Linked DNA regions of Homo sapiens: region 1 is linked to region 2. A link is a contact called in ENCODE Hi-C or POLR2A ChIA-PET data. All regions are on one chromosome and are shown on one strand. The core of a region is the stretch at or near the end of the contact, and the rest is flanking DNA. Distances in the headings are between cores, read along the strand shown.

Region 1 (4,626 bases), core at 1,518-4,017, 2.0 Mb after region 2:
CATCAAAATATAACATTCACTAAGGTTCCACATAAAATTGTGCTTAATATACCAGGCAAAAAAACATGAGGCAGAAAGGCTGTGTATAAAAATTTTGATCCTCCATGTTAACAGTAGCCCAGGAGCCTGCCTCTATGGAAACTAAACACTGTTCTAAACCACATAATCACTGGTTTGTATGTCTAGTTGTGTTTCTAATTCTTACTTTTATTGTGACAGCAGCAACAGAAAATTTGCTATATACCACGATATAGATGGTAGAAGTCAGTCCTTCCAAGCTTCCTGGTTCATACCTTTAATTCATTTCAAGTAAGTGAGGTGGTTTAACATCATAACTTGTGTTGTAACAACTGTACTCTGAACGTTAACTTCTGCATTTAAGTAAATACCACCATCTGCTTAAGCAATAAGGAAATCTATCTCCACCCACAAGTGTGGTAACTCCTGTCATGCCTGTCTATCTGGTATGGAGGCTTCCCCTAGGAATCACTCACCTGCACAGATCTGAACGTAGTAATGAAAGGCAACATGATATGATAGCCTGGTCCACTGGGGCTAGTTAGTAAAGCTCCTCCCCTGCAAAAAGATGTTTCAATTTGACAAAATTATAAAAAGAAAAATTATCTTTCCAAATCTAAAATGCTATAATAAATACTCACTCTTGCTCATGCTGCTGACCTACTAAAGCCTCACTAATATGAATTGCTCATAATGAACAACTGCTTAAAATACCTCCACACCTAAAAAGGGAAAAAGATCAAATTAAACTGCCAATGTTACACCTTGTTTCATAAGCTCAACCAACCGTACCTCTGGGTCTCCAGCACTGCTCTAAGGTTCAAAGGATTCTCCTCGGTCTTTAACCTTCTGAGAAATATTTGTTTAAAAAATTCTAATGGCTTTCAGTAGAGGTACATTAATAGTACATAACAAGAGCCAAATCAAAATATATAATACATTTAATCACCAGGTTGAAAAAAAGACAATGCAAACTTTGAAGTAAAGAGAAAATTTCTGAGGCTTATAATTCTTTCGATCTATCTACAAGGTAATTAAAATACTGGGAACATAAAATTTCTATATAAAAACAAAAAATTAGCATGAAAAGATGAAGGGTGACAAGACTATACAAATAAATAGCATAAGGGCTTGTTAACCAAATCCTGGAATGTGAAAACTATGAAAGCAAGCCCTGGAAATTATAAAAAGGAGGCATTTGGGGAGCAAAGAAAACAAAGTCCTATTTTGCACCTTGTAAATTCATAGAACTTAGCTACCGGTCTTGAAAATATAAACACATTTGCAAGGTCATAATAACAAGGAAAGATGAACTGTTTGAGGTTCATTACTAATTCTTTGAGTCATTCCTTGAAATGTCCTTTCTCTGGTTTTACTGTCAGAAAGACAATGCTTTTAAACTGGAAGGAAATCTGGACTAATCTGTAATTTCTTATGTAGAGCTCCATCTGCTAAGATATACCATTAAAATTGCTCTTTTTCTAGGATTCAGGATGGATTTGAAAGTAGAAATATCAGTTTTGAGGGATAGTGGAAACAAGCAAAAAGTTGACGCTCTTTTTGAATACACCATTATCCCAATTTCTCCACAAACTGGCCTCTCTTACTAGTCTGTATCAAAAGGAACTTGTGGTAATTAGGCTGAAGGAAAAGCTAAGCGAGCTCAACAAGAGAGCAACAGCTCCCACACCACTCCTGTCCCCAACTTGAACAGCAACAGTAAGGAGGGAGGAGCATGGCCCATCAGTGTTGTGCTTATGTCCCTGGAGGTCCAGGGACATAAGCACCATCACAGTCATCATGGTGTTACAAGACGTAACCAGACACTGGAAGCTTTTAAATGAAAAAGTCTAAGAAACAACCATAAACATACAGCATCTACAGCGGCAAACTAAAGCCTGTACAGTTGAACGAACTATAATTTATCCATCTCTTCAGTTAGAGGTAGAGTGACTACTTCCTTTCTTCCTTCTTCATTTTTCTACAAATAATTGAGTTTGCTGTGTATAGGAATAACCGTAGGGAGACTTAATCTCTGCAACAAAACGAACATAGCACTAAAACTGTCCAACATCTGGAGGGTGCTCCGCAAAAGCCCGCTTCGACCCCCGTGCTCTCCCTAGAGATGGGACATGCGCCCCCGAACGTTGCAGAGGGAACAACTTCCCAGACTCCACTCTGGAGTACCCTTTTAATCTGCTCTAGAGCCCTAACTGACTGCACATGCCGCTCACCTGTAGTACACAGCCAGATGGCCCTCCTCAATCTTGTGGATGGAGGCGTAGAGCAGGACAGCCACCAACCCCACCACTGCAGCCACCAGAACCCGGGCTTGAGTCATATTCATTCTCGTTCCTCCTGGGAGCGGGAGAAAAGGACCCTCAGTCCCGTGAGTGACAGGTCCACCCCCTCCAGTTTCTACCCTCTCCCTCCGGAAACTTGGCGCTCTCTCGCAGGCTGAGCCGGGGAGTCCAGTACCCCTGTCCCCTCATTCTTCCCTTCTGGCTGAGCCCGCTGACCCCTTGCCAACTCCTCCGCCCCCGGAGGCCAGTGGGCCGCCCCTGCTCGGTGAGCTTCCTGAAACTCCCTCTCCCAAGGGTCGCTCCCGGGTGGAAGGCACTAACTGAGAAGAAGCCCAGCCGCAGGCTCGCGAGGAAAGCCGACCCCTCGGCCGCGCCTCACCGATCAGTGACGCATCGCCCCCGCCCGCACGTGCAGCCGACTCCCGCGCCGAGCCAACCGCCGCCAACAGCCGGCCCCGCCCACTCGCCCAGCACTGCGGCTGCGCGGGGACGCACACGGCGTAGCCCCGGCCCGCGGCTAGTGAGACGGGGAGCGCATGGGACAAAATTCTCCTAGCCGCGGGCCGCGCAGGCTCCTTTGGAGGCAAGTCGCTTTCTGTACACTGCTGGTTAACTGCTTCGGAAGAGGACAGCCCGCAGTCTGGAGTGAGCAGCGAAGCAGAGAAAAGGAGACGCCCTTTCGGACAAGGGACTGGTTGGTTTGTTCTTGTGCAGAGAACCCACTCGCTCACTCTCAAACGGTAGCTGTTCGGTTTATTTGTCCTTTTGCAGTGTATGCGGAGCCCCACTGTGTGGCACGCACTTGCTTCCGGCAGAGATCCTGCCCTTCAGGAGCAACTAAACTTGTTGCAAATAAAGTGCTGTGAAAGTTCAGAAGAGGAAGATATTAGATATAACGGCATCATTCTCTCGTTTTTTAAGTGTTCCTATTATGTGCCAGAATGCTGGTCCAGTGAGGGCTTTATGAAGGCCATCCAGACTACAGGAACAGAATTGCTAAGCACATGGGGCGGGAGGCGGAGGGAATCCTCCAGGGAGACCAAAGTAAGTACTTCAGTTTCCTTGAAGGCTTGTGTGATGGGAAGGAGTGCTATGGTAGGCGTCACTACATATTCTGTTCGTTTTAAATTAAAAAACCATGGGCACATATTGCCAAAAATAAAAAAGGGAAGGAAAAAGGTATAGTTGGGAGATAGATGAATACAAGAGAAATTAAGGACATTAATGGTTTAAGCCTTGAAAGGCTAGAGGTGGAACTATAACTGGACAAGGTGGACTAGGGTTGTAAAGTCCTCTAACCCAGCGGACGGGGTGGGGGTGTGTGTGGGTTGGGGATGAAACTGTTCCACTTCAGATCATCAGGCATTAGATTCTCACAGGGAGCCGGCAAACCTCACATGTGCAGTTCACAATAGGGTTCGCGTGCCTATGAGAATCTGATGCCACTCGCTAATCTGACAGCAGGCAGAGCTCAAGGCGATAATGCTCACTCGCCCGCCGCTCACCTCCTGCTATCCGGCTTGGTTCCTAACAGGCCACTGTCTGGTTCCGGTCCGCGGCCCAGGGCTTGGGGACCCCTGCCCTCTTGGGTAGGGAAGTATGGGAAAGCAGTGCTTTAGGGCCAATGAATCTATAAAACGGCTGAAAGTGGAGACAGACTGTTGGCAAGGAAGTCAAGTGGTTAGGAAACTGCAGGCCCAGGGTTACTTAGTAGTGGAAGTAAGAAGAGGTAAATAGAATCAATCCGTCTTCATTAAAGCAAGACTTCCCAGACCACTCTACCCACACCCTTCAATAAATACACTTACCTGTATCATTCATTTGATTTTTATTATCTAGGAATGTCTGGGACCTTATCTGTTCCAAATAAATGATATTTGCAGAGCTTAGCTATTTTAACTTCCAAAAAGCAAAAAGAATGGAAAATAACTTGCTCCATACCCTGTTTTCTGTAGACATTCTCTGAAGTTTTTCATAATATTGCTTAAAGAATGAAATGTATACAATTCACAACTGCCATTCCCCTCTGAAAAGTTGTTACCCACCAAAAAATAGTGGTCCAACTCATGCATCAAAAGCAAGTTTGGGGATCCCACTATAATAGTCTGTTCTGACTCACACCATCTGCCCAAATTATATAGATCAGGCTGCCCTGACATAACCCCAGCCACACACCAGCAGCGGCCCCCACGCTATAACAAATCTTTAACCAATTATTAAAATATTAGAAAATGCATGACCATTGAAAATAATCCTTAACAATAATTGCAATGCTTGGATGGCTTGTAATGTTCAGACTCCCAGA
Region 2 (5,000 bases), core at 2,043-4,542:
TTCAGTATGAGAATAGTTATACAAAGTAAATAGCTTTGCTACAATGAACCTTTGGCTGTAGCCAGACTAATATTGGGGACTGAATGTTTGTGTTCCCCCTAAACTCATATGTTGAAATCTGGTCCCCAATGTGATGGTGTTGGAGGTGGGGCCTTTGGGATGTAATTTAGTCATGAAGGTGGAGCCCTCATGAATGACATGGCTTCCCCTATAGGAAGAAGCCAGGGACCAGGTGCGATGGCTCATGCCTGTAATCCCAGCACTTTGGGAGGCCAAGGCGGGTGGCTCACCTGAGGTCAGGAGTTCGAAACCAGCCTGACCAACATGGTGAAACCCCATCTCTACTAAATACAAAAAATTAGCTGGCCTGGTGGCACATGCCTGTAATCCCAGCTGCTTGGGAAGCTGAGGCAGGAGAATCACTTGAACCCGGAGGTGGAGGTTGCAGTGAGCTAGGACTGTACCATTGCACTGCAGTCTGGGCAGCAAGAGTGAAAACTCTGTCTCAAAAATCAAACAAACAAACCAAGAAGAAGCCAGGGAGCTAGCTTGCTCTGTTTCTGCTGTATGAGAATACAATGGGAAATCAACCTACTGCAACCTGGAAGAGGGCCTGCTCCGGAACCAGGCCATGCTGGCACCCTGATCTTGGACTTCTAGCTATTAGAATTGTGAGAAATTTTTGTTGTTTTTAAGCCACCCAGTCTGTGGTACTTTGTTATAGCAGCATGAACTAAGACAACCAGTTTCTGTAAGTCTCCAAAATAACACTCTGACTTTTTGCGTCTTCACATGTTGAGTCTATTCTTTCCACTTGTAATATCTCCCCTCAGTTCTGTGTCTGAACTTCTAAATCTGTTTCTAAAGGCCTAGCCTCAGTTCCACCCACTTTATGACATTTTCCTCACCCATTCCAAGCCCTTAGTGATATTTTTCTCCTCTGGTTTCTATCATTTACTGCTTTTCTCTTTATTTGGTAGTTAGAGACATATATTCCCTTAAAACAACATTAAAACAATCTTTCCAATTAGGTAGAGACATCTTAAGGGGAAGCTTCATTTTTACTCTCTCGGCTTACTGCAACTTCTGCCTCCCAGGTTCAAGCGATTCTCCTGCCTCAGCCTCCCGAGTAGCTGGGACTACAGGTGCGTGCCACCATGCCTGGCTAATTTTTTGTATTTTTAGTAGAAATGGGGTTTCACCGTGTTAGCCAGGATGGTCTCGATCTCCTGACCTCCTGATCTGCCCACCTCAGCCTCCCAAAGTGCTGGGATTACAGGCGTGAGCCACCGCGCCTGACCCCTACTTTATAATTTCTACTACCCCAGCAGTGATGTCAATACAATATGTGCACTTAATAAGTATTTGATGGTAAAAAAAAAATGCCATTGCCTATTGTTAGCTTTTACCCATCTTTAACAATTATCTTTCTCTTTGTATCATAAGAATACTAGATAAGAATTCAGTTTAAATACCTGAGCCATGTTCGTTCAGGACATGATTCTTCTTGAAAGCCTTCTGTAGCCCTGTGTACAGGCATTCTGTTCCTTAAAGTAACGTTGCTTTGAAGATTTTACTGTATTGTAATTATTTGTTATTCTTGGAACTCTAATGAATAAACTTTGAAACTGCATAGAAGAGAAACTCTTAAATTTATTAACTTGTTAATGTTTTCTTTGCCTGAAACTTGCTTTTGGTTTCTCAGTTTCTCACCAGGCACATTTCACACCTGCTGGTATAGCTCCAAGGAGGGAGGTGATAGATACGGAGCTGTAGCTATTTCTCTAACAGACAGACTCTACCTCATTTATAAGTATTCATTTTTGTTGTTACTGTGATTTGGTATTTTAAAAATTAAACTGTTCTGTGCTATGCATTTTTACAAACATACATACAAAATAAATAGCTTTGCTACAATGAACCTTTGGCTGTAGCCAGACTAGCATTCTGGGCTATGCATTTTTACCCCAACATAATTTTTAGAAGATATGTGTTTTAGTCTTACAGTAGTAGTTAGATGCAGGGACTTTGAAATCCAATCCACGGACTTTGAAATCCTATCCAGCACTTGGAAACTGTGTAATCTTAAGTAACTTAAGTTTCAGATTTTTCATCTGTAAAGTTGGGATAATAATAGCTACCTCTTAGTATTGTAGTTGGGATAAAATGAGATAACATATATGACACTTAGCTGAGATTGAGTCTGGTGGCTTCTACTTTCAAAATTTACCCAGTGGTTTATTAGCTTTACTCTGTGAATCTTAAAGAGGAAAAGAAATCAAGTTTAATGCATGTCAAGGTTGAGGTAAAGCCCCCAAAGCTTTATCCATTTGAGCTCCTTTATTGTCAACTATAGGATGTCAGTTAAACCCAGAATAGACCCAGGAGAGGAACTAATTTCAAATAACTGTAGAAGCAGACCAACCTCCAGATGTGTATTGAGGGAAAGAAGTTTTAAGAGGGAGTTTTTTTCTTCTCTCCCTGCCCCCTACCGCCAGTTACATATGCAGAGTAGGAAGCAAACTTTTCTCTCTACCTTTGTATTACATATTATATTGCCATTGTTCGGTATATTAAAGCTTTTATCTGACTGCCTTTTGAGGTGGTCAATAATAGGTGCTAACATTAAACTTGGAGCAGTTAAGTCGGTGAGCTGTGTGGTTACCTTGTCAGTGGAGTGTGAAAAAGACTAAGCTGCGGACTGTTTCCCAGCCTATAAAGCGTGAAATCAGTTGGTGCTGATGCATGACGACTATAGCCAGTGTAGTATAAAATAAGCTGGGGGCATGAATTGTGTTATGTCGTGAGAAAGACCTTTTCATGCCAGTTTATTTATATATTTTGGGACCTCCAAGATCCTACTGGAATCATGTATCTTGTATCTTTTGTTGTCTTGATACTCAGTTTTTTCATGAAATGTTTCTTCCAGTTGTGCAAGCTGTATTCTTTGTCCAGCTGCAGGCAGAGAGGCAGAGGCAGTAAATATAAATGTCCAAGGCAGAGGCAGACTAATATTAAAATACTGTATTATATTCTGTTTAAGATTGCATCTGAAAATACCATCTGCAGTTGGTATTTGATGTACAGGTTTCTTCTGTTTTAGACCCAAGATTTGAACGTATACTCTACATTCTACTTTGAGCTTCTGCCAGGGTGAGAACTGTGTTACCAGTTTCACTGGTTGGTGGTCCCATGTTGAAATGTGCCTCTGGAGAAGGAAAGTAGAGAAGGGCAGCATTTTCAAATGCTTGGAGGAGTTGGTAGGAAGAAGTATAGAGATTATTCTTATGCGGAATAGAAGAGAGGGTGTTCCTCTCCTGACACCTGGTGAGGTTCTTTACCATATGGCTTTTGAGGGTGAGGCAAGGTGAATGAGGAAGTTTCAGAGACAACAGTGAATTATTGTCAGCCTTTTTAAGTCTGGAAGGTTATTGGAAATAGGCATGCCATGAAAGCATTAAAGATCTTTCATTCTTATCTTACTTGGTTTTCTCCTTTTACGGCAGCAGTCTTTGAACTCTTTTTGGTTGTTTTGCAGTTACATGGATTCTAAGCAAATTGTGAATATTTATGAAACTAATGCATCATTGTGAGACCATTCTGCTGAATATCAGGCAGTCTAGTCTAGTAGTTAAGTGCAGGGACTTTGAAATCCTAACCAACACTTAGAAGTTGTGTGATCTTTAGTTATTTAAGCTTCAGATTTCTCCTATATAAAATTGGGATAATCATAGCTATCTCTTAGTACTATAGTTGGAACCAAATGAGATAATGTATATACAATGTTTACCACAGTCCCTGTCATGTAGTAAGCACTCTGTAAATGGTAGCTGATTATTCTTCTTTCTCTTCCTCTACTACTACTAAATCACTGCTCTACCACTACTTCACTTTTGCTTGTAGGGCCTAAACTGTAATGAAACAGAAAACACAATTAGACATGGTTCATCGCGGCAGATTTTGAAAAATATGTCATTGTTCTCTTGGGCATGGCTTAATAGTTCTTTCTTAACTAAGTAGAAACTATAAAAAGACTTTTTAAAATGAAAGATAAGAATCTTTGTCTTGGTTTAAGATAGCTTTGCAAATGAGTGTACAAAACTAGTTATTCTAAAATGTATTTGCTTAATGCAAATAAATCAGCCTTTATATGAGCTTAGGGAATATGTAAAACTAACAGCTCGAAGAATTGTCATTCCTTATTACTCACCTAACACAACCTTTTTTTTTTTTTTTTTTTGGAGTGAGTGCTTTTTTTTGGGAATTGTTTGAAGTTTTTTTCTTGTGCCAAGAATAGTCACAGTAGAAGTCTTGTCCAGTGTATGAGGCACATTTTTGGGGGAATGGGATGGAAAAATCACCCTGATCATTTATCCTTAATGGTAATGAGTATTAGTGTGGATAATATATTTGGATTTGATGTGCATTATGTGATTATTTCTTCAGCACAATTAACTTCCTGATTAAACTTTGCTCAGCATATATTGTGAGCATATACTCGGTGGAAAACTGATAATACTGCTATAATGGTGGTAAAACTGCTAGTTTAGTTGATAGACAATCTGGGTTCTGGTCTTAGTTACTACCACTCTAATAGTCTTAGATAAATCCCTCAACCAGATGATTTTCAAAGGCTCTTTTCAGCTATAAGCTTTTTGTTGGTTTGTTTTGAGACTGGGTCTTGCTCTGTCACCCAGGCTGGAGTACAGTGTCACAATCATAGTTCACTGCACCCTCAAATTCATGGGCTCAAGCAGTCTCCCTCCCTCTCAGCCTTCCAAGTAGTGAGGGTTACAGGTATGTGCTACCGTTCCCAGCTAATTTTTTATCTTGTTTTAATTTTTTAGAGACAGAGTCTTGCTAAGTTGCCCAGGCTGGTCTTGAACTCCTGGCCTCAGGCAGTACTCCCACCTCGGCTTCCCAGAGTGCTGGGATTGCCTGCGTGAGCCACTGTGCCTGGCTTCAGCTATAAGATTTGAAGATAGGTATGCAGGTGGCTT

Evidence for each region. Hi-C counts contacts between places; a loop is a spot of excess contacts on that map. ChIA-PET counts read pairs that join two places held with the same protein, here RNA polymerase II (POLR2A).
Region 1: a map with no recorded cell type shows a loop between it and region 2 (5-fold over the local background). The contact joins the promoter of ERLIN1 here to the enhancer-like site in region 2. A Hi-C loop is called at or near these places in 1 of 37 single-sample maps with no recorded cell type. POLR2A ChIA-PET finds 5 or more read pairs at or near these places in 1 of 52 experiments (T-cell).

Annotation. Positions count from the first base shown.
Region 1 is chr10:100,183,262-100,187,887 of GRCh38, forward strand. It overlaps ERLIN1 (ER lipid raft associated 1), which reads right to left and starts at 2,768. Exons shown (of 11, transcript NM_006459.4): 1 at 2,253-2,768; 2 at 495-576. The coding sequence starts at 2,365. It also overlaps a transcript of CHUK not described here. RefSeq lists a silencer at 2,666-2,815 and an enhancer at 2,986-3,135.
Region 2 is chr10:98,165,664-98,170,663 of GRCh38, forward strand. All of the region lies in intron 4 of R3HCC1L (R3H domain and coiled-coil containing 1 like), which reads left to right. Among named protein-coding and RNA genes, the nearest start is that of R3HCC1L, 34 kb to the left of the region's middle. RefSeq lists an enhancer at 4,939-4,988. Within about 2 kb of position 3,293, at least 2 of the 41 ENCODE cell types and tissues checked have a DNase peak (open chromatin) inside an H3K27ac peak, as active enhancers do.